2 separate regions of the Homo sapiens genome follow, and region 2 is linked to region 1. A link is a loop called in an ENCODE intact Hi-C map of the cell type or tissue named here. Cell type or tissue: chondrocyte. All regions are shown on one strand. Links, peaks and the distances in the headings refer to the core of each region. The heading gives the core; the rest is flanking DNA.

The links. Hi-C counts contacts between places; a loop is a spot of excess contacts. Peaks named below come from ENCODE experiments on the same cell type or tissue, not always from the same donor. Only the 100,000 strongest peaks of a DNase experiment are listed, where the experiment ranks them.
Region 2: it touches region 1 in a loop (5-fold over the local background); 3 of 110 quality-filtered maps call a loop at or near these places.

The regions. Positions count from the first base shown.
Region 1 is chr18:33,436,013-33,444,387 of GRCh38, forward strand. CCDC178 (coiled-coil domain containing 178) reads right to left here and starts at 4,709. Exons shown (of 23, transcript NM_001105528.4): 1 at 4,641-4,709; 2 at 3,950-4,069. In chondrocyte, for the core only: CTCF peaks have their summits at 4,151 and 4,457; a DNase peak (open chromatin) is centred at 4,739.
Region 2 is chr18:33,573,669-33,580,355 of GRCh38, forward strand. ASXL3 (ASXL transcriptional regulator 3) reads left to right here and starts at 4,551. Exons shown (of 12, transcript NM_030632.3): 1 at 4,551-5,017. The coding sequence starts at 4,964. RefSeq lists enhancers at 3,891-4,879, 4,880-5,867. In chondrocyte, for the core only: no CTCF peak of the experiment used is centred there; DNase peaks (open chromatin) are centred at 4,393 and 5,268.

The DNA of each region.
Region 1 (8,375 bases), core at 1,524-6,523:
TACATAGTTTTGGGAATTATTATTATAGAACTATAGTTGGATCAGATCACATAACAACAGCAATAAAGAAAAGGAATTTTGACATTAAAGTCAAGAATAATTAACATTAACAATTTCTAGAGAAATTGAAGGATAAAAATGAATGGGATCATAGAAAACAAGAGAAAGGAGTTGCAACCTGGAGTCAAGTTTCCAAAAAGTACATTAAGACAAAGACTAGAAAAAATACAAACATGTCCATTTCATCTAGCAGAAGGTCATGAATGACCTTAACACAAACATTTCCCATAAATGATAGGAGCAGAGTTTAGGTAACAAGATGTCCAGGACAGCAAGAATGAGGATGATGAAAGACATGCATAGACCACTCTTTCTAGGACTTGAGCAGATATGAGCTGGAAAGAGCTAGACATGAAGTGAGATATAGATGCAAAGGAGGATGCTATTTGTTTTCTGGTTTTAATGGGGAAAAGACTTGAACATTTATTGCTGTGTCCACAATCTATGCATCTAATAGGTTCATCTTAGCCAGTTTGGATTGATTGCAGTTTATCTCCAGAGCTACTGACCCTTGGCCAATGCTGTAAAATGTATTAACTAAAGATAAATGATGTTTTGTAACCATGGGTCCATGAATTGTTTCAGAGCAAGATGTATCAGCCTGCCAGCACTGTTTAGTAATAATAATTGAATTTATAATTGCACCTAATTTCAGTGGAGCCTGGGGGAGGAAGACATTCAAAGTAAAGGCTGGTAACATAGCTAGAATATGTCTATATGAAAAGCTTATTATAAGAGATCTCCACTGTGAGCAGATTTGGGTCTCCTGCTACAGAAGTGCTTCACATGCACACCAGTAGTTGTTACAGTCTGGTACAGGCTAAGAGCATCTGCGTGACCCAGAGGTGGGAGAACAAAGAAACCTGTGCCTGGGACCTCTAGGTCCTTTTTCATGCATATTTTTCTTGTGTTGCTTCTGTGTTATGCTATATCCTTTGCCCGTTATAAAGTTGTTCTGGGAGTACAAACCGAGCAAATGGAGTTTCTTAAGCAATGGAACACTTAAGGTGATTAAAGTGTAATTACCTCTGACTAACATAATTTCTCTAGCAAAAATGCTTAGCTTTTTCAGCCTCTCAAAGAATTTGTCGCAAGTGTAATTTTTAGACTCAACAGTTACAATTTATGAGGATAGTTTTTACCTCAAGGAAAACAAATTTAAATAATAAAATCTCATTTACACAAAGAAAATTTTTAAAGAAACAAAAATAATTGTCTAGTTTGTCCATTAAACAACTTACCATCAATACAGGGATGTTCAAATAACTAATTTCCATGCAAACTATAACTTGTTGGTTGTGTTCTTTTACTGTCTGTTCAACCATATTGTTGCCCCTCCACCTTTGCTATTTTATTTAACATGCCCAGGTATCTCATCCAGTTCATTGGTTTGTGGTTAAATCCAAAGGTTTTCCAGGATCTAAGGGTAGGTTGAATCCCTTCGGTTCATATGAAAGGTCTTCTAATTACCTCTGTTCACACACACATTCAGTAAGTACCCAGAAAGGGAGGCCAGAAGGTAATGTTCATAGATATAAATTAATATAAAATAGACATATCATGATTAAAGTAGTTTAATCAAATGCCAAAGAACATAGCTTTTCAATCAGTTAGATGTAGAATTCAGTTCCTCATGGGCCCCATTACTGGCTGGCTATCTGACCTTGGGAAGGGTAGTTAATGTATTTGAGCTTCAGCCTTTTGCTGCGGAAAATGGTAAAAATAACAATACTTCGCAGTGTTATTGTGAGGGTTAAAATAAGATAATGTGTACAGAATATTTAGTCCAGTCACCAGCATATAATAACCACTTAATACATGGTAATAATTTAAATTCAGTGAACTAGGGTTCATTAACAAATTACATGTCCATAAATACAATGTGTGCAAATATCAGTTTTCTAATATAAGGATAAGTTTAAATTTACCTAACTGAATTTTTATGAACATTGACTGAAAATATAAAGGGACTATGGCCAGACCACATATGAAAATAAAACTCTAATCCACACATCTGCATCAACCAGTCCAGAAAGCCAAACCATAACTTCCACAGTGATCAGCATGGAACAGTCAGGACTTTGTTGATGACTGCCAGCTTTCCTAATTATTGCCCCTGGTTCCAACTCGAGACCAAGCAGAGAAAGCCAGATAAGATCCTCAGACCAGTCACATAAAGTATCCTGCTTCTAGTTAGCCCTCCTTCAGCATCCCCATGTCAACAACCTCCAGTCAAAACATACCTGAAGCTTTATAGCTTCCCCACTCCCCTGTCTGCATTTGAGTCTCTGTCCAATGCAAGTAATAGTAGCTCACTCCCTTCCTCTAGCAAGATCTGAATAAATAGCCTTGGCTTGTTCTAATGTGAGTGGTCTTCTTCTATTTCAGCAGCATTATAAATGAAGTTAAAAGTTCAACATCGATTTTAAAATGCCATATACGGCATACACACACACACACACACACGGCAAACACACACACACACACACACACAATTTGTGTTATTGTGCAGAAAACAGACATGAAGTTACCATGGCCATTAGAGCTCACACACATGCAACCATCTGCTTGTAGATGTACTAATTTTCCACCAGGTATATAACCCAGATGCTTATAAAATAATCAGTCCAATTCTCTCCCTATATCATTACCTCAATACAAATTCTTCGTCTACTTTAAATATTCCAGTTGCTTAATCTTTCTGCTTTTCCCTGCTCATTCACCATACATCATCTTCCTTTCCATGTTGTCTGTAATCTGCCATCTAGCATTTTAGCAGCCAATATTCTCATTAACCTCATTAATCTTCAGTCCCATAAGCCTAGATAAACTGAGTAGACAAATATGGATTTTCCCCCAGAAATTGTCTTTCCTAGAGGGCTCCTGTTTTGTGTGTAATTGTTTTCCCACTCCATCCACATAGTCTGACATTGCTGTCAATCGTAGTAACCCTATCCCCAACATAAATGCTCTTGGGACAGGCAAATTGAACCAACTGAGGTCAAGAAGAATTCATCGAGTGTTTCTAGATTTTCTTTATAGGTGCAAGTTTGGGAATTTATGAGTCCAGTGCTCTTGGAAATCATGGTTCTAGACTGGTGGAATAAGCCAGTGTGAGAATGAAGTCCATATTATAAAGATAAAAGAAAGAAGAATATATGCAATTATCCCGTTCACTGCTATGGAATATAGAACAGGAAGAAAAATTCTGAGGATGTGGTAACAAATTAGTTGAGTCTAAGGTTGTGTTGAATCTGAGGTGGGAGCAGGAGAGAGAAGTCTGGGTTGTGGATAAAAGCTCTGGCAGCAATCCCAACCCATCCAGGGATAGTGGGTAGACTAACAATCAAACTCATATTTTCGATAGTTCTGGAAATTAGACAGATATAGTTTATAATAAAACTTTATGACTGCAACAGTAAAGTAAGAAGTATTATATATTCAAGATAGAAATACACTAGTTTCTGTACGAATGTCTAAATAACAATTGAACATAAATAGCTGAAAATCCTCTGGATTCTTGGATTTGTCTTACAACTAGTCATGTCTCTGAGTTCTTAAACTTGGTAAGTGGTGTTCTAAAACCTATTACTACAGCAGGACCAAGAAACAATATTTTGAGGGTAGGAGGGAGATGTCAAGAATGCTGTATTTGGGTCAAGATGCCCAGAGCAATCAATACACAACAGATTATCCAATGATAAATAGGAGTGATAAGCTACCAAGTCAATTCACAAATATTTATTGAGCAGTGGATGAATGTCAAGAAAACAATAATAGAAAATGCTTTGAATTGGCAATCGGGAGATTCTTATATTCCTGAGTTTGAAGATTGCTGGATCTGACTTTTGTCAAATCACAAATCAGCTCTGAATATCACTTTTCTCACCTGTAAAGGGGAGGTGTTGGCGTGGATCATCTTATTTGGGGTGCTTTCGAGCAAGCAAGTATAAAATTCTCAGCCTCTCCGCCAGGAAGTTGTTCAGTATTTGACTTGATTGAGCAGACACTTAAAAAATTAAATATCAAGAAAAGAAATCAATAACAGTTCAAAGGAATAATACATGAGCCACCACAAGGCGGCCTTATAAGCAAAATAAAAGTTGAAATAATTATTTTAAAGGAATAAGACGCTAGAGACGCAGTTACAGACAAGACGAAGTTCCTCTAGGCGGCCAGCGGAGGGAGACTCTGCTTCCCTTCCCCCGGCAGTGGGGACTGGGGGACTGGGGGACTGGGGGACTGGGGGACTGGGGGACTGGGGGACTGGGGACAGGGGTTGGAGGACTGGGAAACTGGAGGACGGAGAACAGGGGGACAAAACGACTGGGGGACTGGGGAATTATGGGACTGGGGATTTGGGGAATTGTTTTCAAACGCGCGGGGCAAGGACTCCCCACCGCCTCTGGAAGGGGTGAAGAACTAGTCGACTCTAACTCCCTCAGGGTGGCCAGGGAATTGCATTTGGTTCTCCCGCGGGAGTCGCGCAGGCGGGCGGCCAGGGGGAGTGGGCGCCGCCCGGCAGCGCCCCGCGCCGAGGCACAAGCGCCCGCGCCGAGGCACAAGCGCCCCCGACTCACCGGCTCCGCGCGTTTCCCCGCGCGTCTCCCGGACCCGCGCCTGCCCACCCCTCCGGCTCTGCTGCGGTCGAGGCCCCAAGTCGGTTATCCCGTGTCCAGGCAACCGCGGGGGCGGCGGCGGCGGCGTGAGGAGCGGGCGGCTGCTGCTCCGGGGCCTCCTGGCTCGAGCCCTTAGCCCCCGACTCCCGGCGTTTCGGCGCCCGATCAGCGCTCCAGGCCGCCCCCGCTCCGCCTTCTCCCAGTGCCTTTCCCTTTCTCTTGTAACCGATTTGCCAACCCAACTCCTTTCCCTCTTTACCGGAGAGGGAAGGAGTGGAGACGAGTCAACGCCCCTTCGTACAGCAGTGAGGTTAGAACGTGAGGGGATCACAGACTTCGTCCACCTTCGGGAGGACCGCAGGACCTCTTTCTTTCTTGCCACTTGGGATGATACAACCAGGACTCCATGCGATAACCCCATGTGGTTTGGTTGTGACTTCAGTATTGAGAAACCTCAACAAACTGTTAAGGAAGAAAGAACTTTTCCTAGTGTCTGAAAGTGGGGAAAATGACTAATTCAAGACTAATTCAAGCCATTTCTCTAAGGGTCTGTTTCTTTCAAAAACAAATTTTTGAAGCATTGATCCTTCTGACAAAATACTAAGTGGCAGGCCGGGTGTGGTGGCACAACCCTGTGCCAGGCGTGTCCTGTCCCAGGACTTTGGGAGGCCGAGGCAGGAGGATTGCTTGAGCCCAGTGGTTAGAGGCTGCAGTGAACTGGGATCGTGCCACTGCACTCCAGCCTGGGCGACAGATCAATAAATACATAAATCAGTGGCACAAAATGTATTACCTACATTTTGTTTCTTCATCTGTGAATATACACTGTGAACTGAAATAGGCTTCAGAGGACAGTCGTGTCTTACACTATTGTCACCGTCTTCTTCAATGAAAACAAACACTGGACTATAAACTGAAGATGGTTAAAAAAAAAAAACAGAATCAGAATAAAGATTAGCATTCTCATCCAGAGAAATCATTTTTCCAGGCAACACTGAGAACAGGCAATTGCCTGCCAAGGTTAAATCAGCAAAGTCTATTACTTTAAGAGGCAATTTAATTAGTAATCCTTTCTAAGAGGGGAAAACCAGCAAGTCCGTACCTGGAATGTGGTCCTTTCAGCCAAAGATGAAAAAAAGGAAGCAATAACTAACAAACTGGTGGAAGGTCTTAATCTTAAATTAATATATGCAGAAGCAGAGCTCTTTTTGTAATTAAAAAATGGATTCAAGAATGCACTCCACTTTCCCATCTCCCTCCATTAATTATTAAACTTTGGCTTGTTCTCAATACAATGTTAAATTATAAACCAAATGAATCATTTGCATGCCAGTAAATATGTATTCATGAGGGTTCACAATATGTAAATGTGCATATTAAAACAATAGCTAGATTTTTTTCTCATAAAATAAAACTTTACCTACTAGAAATCTCATTATTGACAAGTTTCTCTTAATTAGAACTCACTGATAATTGCTAAACCCCTGTTGTGGCAGGCAGAATTCTAAAATGGACGCCCATGACCCTACCCCTTGGTATACACACCTGCATAATCCTTAGGACTTTAAATTTGGTGGATTTCATTTTCCTGATTAGTTTGTTACCTGACACAATTGACTTGAAAAAGGGAGATTATCCAGGATGGGTTGGCCTTTATTAGGTAAACCCTTAAAAGGGACTGACCTCTTCCTGGAGTCGGAGGTTTGAAGCATCAGAGGGATTTATCAAAGGGATATTCTCTATTGTCACCTTTGAAGATTGACAAGACCCTATGGTAAGGAAGGCAGGCAGCCTCTAGCAGCCGACAATGATCCCAGGTGACGGCGAGCAAGGCAATGGGGACCTCAGTCCTACAACTGCAAGAAACTGAATTCTACAAATAATCTGGATGTGCTTGGAAGAGAACACTGAACTCAAAATGAAAATATGTCCTGGTTGGGCACGGTGGCTCATGCCTGTAATCCCAGCACTTTGGGAGGCCAAGGCAGGCAAATAACTTGAGGCCAGGAGTTCAAGACCAGCCTGGCCAACATGGTGAATCCCCGTCCCTACCAAAAATACAAAAAAATTAGCCAGGTATGGTGGCACGCACCTGTGGTCCCAGCTACTCAGGAGGCTGAGGTGGGAGGATTGCTTGAGCTTGGGAGGCAGACATTGCAGTGAGTCAAGATTGTGCCACTGCACTCTAGCCTGAGCACAGAGCAAGATCCTATCTTAAAAAAAAAAAAAAAAAAGGAGATTATGGATTATGTCCTGCCATCACCTTGATTTCAGCCTCGTGAGACCCTGAGCAGACAACCCAGGCAAGCTCACTTGGGCTACTTACTTAGAGAACCGTGAGGCTAATAAATGGACATTGTTTTAAACTGCTAGACTTACCGTAATTTGTTACACAGCCAAAGAAAGCTAATACACATATTAACTTACTTCACATAAACAAAAGTGGGTATTTTGAAATTAAAAAATGTAGGAGTATCTCAGTAAACCCAGTGCAGGATTGTGGCTGAAACTCAAATAGAACAGAAATCAGACACTGCAAAATCAATACCAGACTTATCATCATAAACAAGAACCTAGTAGTGATGGGGTTTAGGACATGCTACCCTAAATTTTTTTAAGCTGAAGAAATTTTAGAAAATTGCAGAAGCAGGAAAGTCACTCTGACCTTCCTCTCCATCTGTCTCCCTGGAAGGTCATAAAACCTAGAAAGGATTTTCTTACCTTCCCCAGGCTCAGGTCATAAGACCCGCATGTGGGAGGTGCCCTCATATACCTGGAGGAAAGGAGCATCCTTATTCCTTATTGCTGAAGACACAGGGACACAGAGAAGAATCCAACCAAACAGGCCTTGTTAAGTTTCCCCCAGTTTATTACCATTAGCTCATACCCTTTCTGTGTGTAATATTTTCCCACGACTATTCACTTTTCATCGAACCTACTAGAAAAATCACTCAGGTTTAACTGTTTTTTTGGATATTCCTTTCCTTGTGAAGGCTCCAGGGTCATGTAAAACTTCAGTGTGTATGCTTTTCTCTTGTTCATATGTTTTTTCGTTATAGGGGCCTCAGCTATGAACCTAAATGTATAAAGGAAAGGACATTTTTCCTCCAGTACAATAGTCAAGGTGATCTTATTAGCAAATAGCAAACCAGATTTTCCACAAAAGCAGAACAAACATAAATATCCAATTTTTCTATAGCAACAATAAAAGACAGAATAAAGTGATATAATAATCATGCAGAGAGAAGACAATAATCAAATAATACATTTCCTACAAAACTATCATTCAGGAGCAGAGTTAAAAATATTTTCAAAGAAAAAAAAACAAATTTTACCATTTGCCAGCCTACACTGAACAGTGTACTTTAGGAAGAAAGAAAATAGTAAAGACATTGGACAGACGTATAGTTAAATCTAAGAAAGCTTTCAGTATATGAAACGTTCAGCCATACATTTGTCTTCCAAGTGTTCTTGGTTTTCTCTCCCTAACCATCTTTTATCCAATTAGTCCTTAGGACCTAAGCATGCTTATGTTTTAATATATTTCCTGACAATGCTAGACCATTTCATGAATTAGATTTAACGATGACTATTCTATGCTCCTTTTAAAACTTACATCAGAATTATTTTCAGCCACTTTTAGGGTAACTAAATGTATATCACACCTGTCATGGAGAATGAGCTAAGATCTCTTAC
Region 2 (6,687 bases), core at 1,688-6,687, 140 kb after region 1:
TTTCAACTAGTGCACTGAAATATACAAACAATACAAATTGGCCAGAGATTTAAAAATGAGTCTCAAAGTAGCTCTAATTTATCTTTTTAATGATATGCTTTGACAATATAAATAAAATCACCTAAAGAAAATTTTTGAAGAAAATGAAAATTTAATTGTCTTTATAGCTACACATATCTTCATAATTAAAATATGCTGAAATCTTAAAGTATTAAACTGTTATAGATTGCAAGTAAAAACAAAATGATCACAGTTATCCTACTCATGTCGTAGTGGAAGAATCGTCCCAAGTTTAGATAATCTTACTTTCGGATAATATTTTTAAGACTTCTATATGTCCTGAAGTGAAGCTAATTTGTTTATATTCATGGGAAAACTGACTTTAAATAGATATAATGAGGGACTCAAAAAGTTAAGGATATGTAGGAGTAGAATAAAAGAGACAAGGTCAGGCCGGGCACGGTGGCTCACGCCTGTAATCCCAGCACTTTGGGAGGCCGAGGCAGGCAGATCACGAGGTCAGGAGATCGAGACCATCCTGGCTAACAGAGTGAAACCCTGTCTCTACTAAAAATACAAAAAATTAGCCGGGCATGGTGGCGGGGACCTGTAGTCCCAGCTACTTGGGAGGCTGAGACGAGAGAATGGCGTGAACCCGGACCCGGAGCTTGCAATGAGCCGAGATCGCGCCACTGCCTCCAACCAGGGCAACAGAGTGAGCCTCCGTCTCAAAAAAAAATAAAAATAAAAAAATAAAAAGACAAGGTCAAAATTCATTTGCCCTTAGGAGCATCACTCAGTAATACTTGACTACACATAATGAATAATAGTGACACTTGGCTTTATTTTACTTTACTTTATATCTCCTAAATTGTTCAGTGGACTATAAATAGGACAGGAAAAAATGATACTAAGAGTAAAATGATAAAACTATAACTTGATTTGTTGGACGTTTATTGTATTAAAAACAAAAGGGATCATTTTCCTTTATTTCCAATGGTTTATTTTTTATTCAGTAAATATTTATTGCACCTTAGAGTATGACAGGGAATTTGCTTACTGCTTGAAATTTAGTGAATTGAGCAGTGGACAAAGGAGATAAGGGGCTCACCTTCATGGATTTTCCAGACCAGTCAGATTCTAAATGATCATTAACAAAAGATGTTTAGAAAAACTAAAATTATTAAATGTTATTATTTGAAAATTCAGAGATTCTAAGCTTATGCATAGTAAACAAACTTACTTCAAAAATAAAACCCATGGGGCATGGCCATCAGACCAACAAAGACCTCTTCCATCTCCCCTGCAACCCTGGCTTCCATTCTCTCCCCTCATCTTTTATTACTCCTTCCCCACTCCACCTCCTGTTCTGTGTTGTGCCCGCTGGTGGGATTTTGTTGGAGAGGAATGGAAGATGTTTTTATTTAATCCAGACTTCCTCACACAACATTCAACAGGCACGTGGATGGTAGCCATGTACACAAGGAGTCTGAATCCGAAGGAATCCCAGCCCCCTATCCCTGCCTGAAACACCTAAAGTTTCCCATATTTGGTGAACTCTTTGACCAGGATCCATGGCAAAAGCTTGTATCTCCTGAGGGACCACAGATATGAACAAACAACTTCTGTCCTCAAATCCTTAGGTGTCTCTTCTCTTGCTTTTGGAGCCTCACATTAACTTAGCCCATTTTCCAGTAAACCTCCATTTTGTACGGTAAACCATTTTCCAACACCTCTATTTTGTCATATGTAAATTAATATTTCTTCCTCTTTGGATTATATACCTATTTCTATTGATTGTTAAGCATGTTGCAATAAACATTACAGGAAATGAAAAAAATCTGCTGGAATTCTTGAGAGGAGATATGCACAAATGTTTAAGTTGTTGAATTCAGAACTATTAGTAGGAATGGAAATGAAGAAAGCAGTGGAATGCAGAGAAGCTGCTGTTACATGCCAATTGAACTCTGGAGGGATCTCCATTACTGTATAATTGGGATGGGGATTCAGAAAAGGGAGGATTTATAGGCAATTCTAACTGGAGCCTGTTCTCTGAGTTATTCCTCTCTACTCATTTAAAAAAAGAGTTCTTGAAATATATGTGATCTGATATGAATTTAATTGAATGTAAGCAGTGCTTGGTAGTTGTCATCTATCTAATTTAATATTTTCCTAGTTTTCAATTGTCCTGACTGACCTTTATTGCATTTGTGTTTGAAAAAGCTTTTCTCCATTCCTACAAGTGTGAATATTCAAATCCTACCCATTCCTCAAATCCCACCTGAAAACTTCTCTTTACTAAAGCTTTATTTAATCTCCCCAGCAGAGTTATTTCTCCCATTAATTTTCACAGAAATTTACTTGTACATTTCTTATAATGTATTTCACTTTATGTTGAAAAGCTATTCATATAATTTACCAAATTATAAAACATCTGTAATTGATTAATCTATTTCCTGCCCCCTGACACAAAGTAAATGTAGAAGAAAGAAGTCTAACAATGGTCTCTTGGAAATGGTGCTCTGTAAAATATGTTAATTTGACATAGACTATTCACCAAGTCTTTAACCAGACTTACCTGCTATGGACTATTTATATTCAAGTACCCAAAAGGTGAGGTAGAATCTAAGAGTGAGTTCATAAGATTGGTTATTTATACTTAGCTCTCTGTCAGAGAATGAATGCATAAACAATAGCTTTTTTTTTAAAACATCAATTTACATCTGCTTAAGTAGGACAATATATTTTCTCTTAATAACCAGAAATTGGCCTTCCTGTGAAATAACTGAATATGTATGTTTTCCTTTAGCTGGCTCCAAAACTCCTTATTAAGCACTATTTCACAGAAAATAACAAATTATATGTTATGTCTGATTGCTTAAAATAGGTATTTCTGAGTAGAAGAAAAAACACTAGAATGAAAATACTTTGAAAATATATCAATTACTTTAGCCATAAAGAGAATTCTGGAAAATAAAAGCAGATGTGAACGTGATTCAAATTTAATATATTTGAAATGTAAAGTAAAAATATAATACACCTGGATAGAATTATGCAAATTGCATGGATAAAATTTTCCCCTAGGGATAACTTCAGCGTGTTCTCTAAATCCATTTTAAAAAAAGAAAAAGTGCAGATAATCTTTTGATATTTTCTAAAACTGATGCATAGTCTTTTCTCAGTCTAATGAATTAATAAAACAAATATTCTAAAAGAATTATCATATGCAGCTCTTTATGATTATGAACTGTCTCTGTTTAATTTTTGGTAATCAAACATTTTTATTACTCCAATCATTTGACAGTGCTCTCAAAGGAATCACCTTACTATAATTGTTCTCATTCTGAGACATAAATCTCTTCATTAGATGTAAGTGTTCATTTTTTAGACAAGACTATTTTTAAACAGGCAGTATAGAATTGAATAAACAACATGAGATTAGGGTCAAAAGACTTGAATTATTAAAAATGATTTAGCAAGATATCTTGGATACATTGTCATGTTTTTGAGTTTCATTTCCTCATTTGTACAGTAGAGGGGAAATATATGTTTAACTGAGCTGTTTTGGGGATCAAACGATATAATGTGTATGAAAAAACACAAAGTACTATTTATATACCATTAATATCCTATTCAGGAAATAACTTCAGAAAAATAATCCAGTAGAAGTGACCTTTTTGTTTTCAGATACTCAAGACAAATACACATAATTACTGTGTGGGTCACAGCGTCATTTTTTTCTTTGCTTAAATAACTCTACTGACCCAAACAATTCACTAGAGATGTATGAAGTTGGAAAGATTACCATAAACTTTTAAGTCTTAACATATTTTTTGGTAGTTCGCTAATAAGGATAACAATCCAACACTTCATGTATCCCAGACCTGAAAATTATAATTTAAAAAATACACAAGCGTTAGCTTTTCAGTTTTTTCCATGTGCATCATGTTTTACTCTACAGAATGTTGACTACACGCTGTTTAAATATAATTAGCCCTACGGTATGGCATCGCGTGGATCCACGGTGACGGCTCTTTGGTCCTGCATTGTTTGAGATGCTGTAGGTGGTTCAACATTGTGTTAAGTTGCACGTACATTATTAGTTCTGTATCCGAAGACACTGGCTCTGTACCCTTTCAACAAGGCTCTGGGAGTTCCCCCAGCCAAGCAGAGACAGGGTTAAGGCAGTCCAACAGAGGAGAGTAGTGCGGTGTGTGTGTGAGTGAGTGTGCACGCGTGAGCGCACAGGACAGAGGCGTCGAGGTGCGGGGCGGACTCCTACACAAGTTCCAAAGGCCACCGTGTCCGCGGCTTTCGGCCTGAGCGGGACAGCGGGAAGCGGGTGGAACGGCCTGCACGGAGTGGGCAGCGCCCCAGGAATTTGGGGGCTGAGTTGGAGGGAGAGGGGTCTCGCGAGGGTTTCAGGGCGTGGCTGGAGTAGGGGGCGCGCGGCGAGTGTGCACGGGTGTGCGCGCGCGAGAGGGCGAGTGTGAGCGCGGCGAGTGTGAGCGCGGTGAGTGTGCGGCCGCGTCGCCATTCCCCGTGACGTCAGAGTGTATTGTTGTGAGCGGGGCCGAGCGGAGCATCCCCGGAGCTGTCACCGCAGCGGCCGCGGCGGTGGCGCAGCGCGAGCCCCGCACGAGCGAGCCCGGCCGGCGCCGCCCCCGCCCCTGGCCCGGGCCCCGCTGCTGCCGCCGCCCCCGCCCCCGGCCCGCCCGCCGCGCGCCGCCGCCGCCGCCGTCGCGCGCCCCCACCCACTCCACCCCACCCCCTCGCTCCATCCCTCCCACCCGCCGCCGCCGCCGCCGCCGCCGCCGCCGCCGCCGCCGCCACCGCCCGCGCGCCTCCCCCCGCGGAGCGAGTGCGGGTCACCGGGTCACTGGGTCATTGTCTCCGCGCCCGAACCCCGAGCACCCCGTGGAATCCCCCACGTCATCATCAGAACCATCAATGAGATGCAAACATGAAAGACAAGAGGAAGAAGAAGGACCGCACCTGGGCCGAGGCTGCCCGCCTGGTACGTACCGCCCCCCACACGCCGCCCGCGCCTCCCGCCGGCCCCGCCGCTCGCCCCGCGCCGGTCCGCGGCGGCGGAGACGGCCACTTCCAGCCCGAGCCGCCGCCCGCTCGCCGGGCTCCTGCTCTTTGTTATTCTGCGGGAGTGGGCTCGCCCGGGGGCCCCTGTGTGTGTGCGTGCGCGCGCGGAGGGGCGCAGCGATTATCTCCGGGAGCCCCGCGTCCGGGACCGCCCGGGACACTTCTCCCCGTACTTCGCTCTCGGGGCTCTGCTGTGCCTTCTCCACGGGTGAATTTCCGAGCGCTCGGCGCAGCTCGACTTCCCTCTCTGCCGCTCCGGAGACCTTTGTGTGGCAATTACCACTCCCTCCCGGCCCCTCCACCCCCCGGAATTTCATCAATAACTCTGTGCACAGTCTGTGTGTATGTTCGGCGTTTGTGAGTTCAAACATTTTACACGTGCATGCATGGTGTGTGTCCGACACGGACTTGTGGGGCGTGTGCATGTGGGCTAGGTGGTTGCGTGTCTGTGTGCCATGTCGTGTGCATTATGTGTGCACACTGATACGTGCATGTTTTGTGTGGCTCCAGTTCGTTTGTGTTTGTAGGTATTGTGCTCTGCTCGATGTTTGTGTGTACATTCTGTGCACGTGTGTGCAATTTGTGAGTGTGTTTCGGGTGTGTGTGTGTTTGGTGAAGTTGGGTCAGTGTCATTTGTAGTGGGAGGTTATTAAGAGTGTACAGCTAGGTGTATTTTACTGCTGGCTTCCTGGGCGGTGTTACTTGGCTGCTTTTCCTTTTCTTTAACCTTTCGGAGCTTACGTTTTAATCATCGAAAGAATGTCTCTATAGAAATGCCGGTTGGCAGAGGGGCGTCGGCGTCTTTGGTTTGATGCATGTATATGTGTGGGTTTTTCTTTTCTTTCTTTCTTTTTTCTTCCTATCTTCTTTTAAAGGACAGCTGTAAAAGGATTTTTCAAAAGGATATTTCTGTACAGTGTGTCTCGGGAATGCCAGGCATTACATTTGAAGCTAAGCCTTTCAGGGTTTTGGCTGCATAAATTAAACATTTATTCGCCAGCTTACTATCTGTTATAAATTGGCCAAAAGAAAGCAGACTGCATGCAGCGGGGGTTTTGGGAGGGGGGAGCAGGACGTGTTATTGGGTTGACTTTGTAAAGATTGTTTTACTGTAACTGTAGTCATTTTGAAAAGCATTTGAGTAACTACATTATGCTCAAGGAGAACATTTGTCAAAAGTAATTATCTGAGTTTGGTTGAAGGGCCTTGCTCTGGTATGTATCTGGATTCTAGCAAAGGGTTTTAGATAATTGGCCCTATTGCCCAGCGAAGAAGTGACAAAGTCCTTTTTAATTGCAATCTAGTTATTGGTAGCTGGAGTGCCCAGGTCCCTTTACTTAATCTCTTAATTTTGTAGTGTTGTATGTTATTTCTCCACTTATCTGTGATTGCGTTAATCGCTAAATCTCTCACTCTGTGGATGAATGGGCAGGTGATAGTGATTCTTTAATGAACTGCATCTGGAAGAGGAAACTTAAGTTGTGGGGAATATGTGAGAAGTAAGCAGTAAGTGTTAAGTAGATGCCAGATTGATGTTGTCAATGAGTTTTTGCTGGAGCATAGTACATTACTTATTGTTTGCTCGGCCAT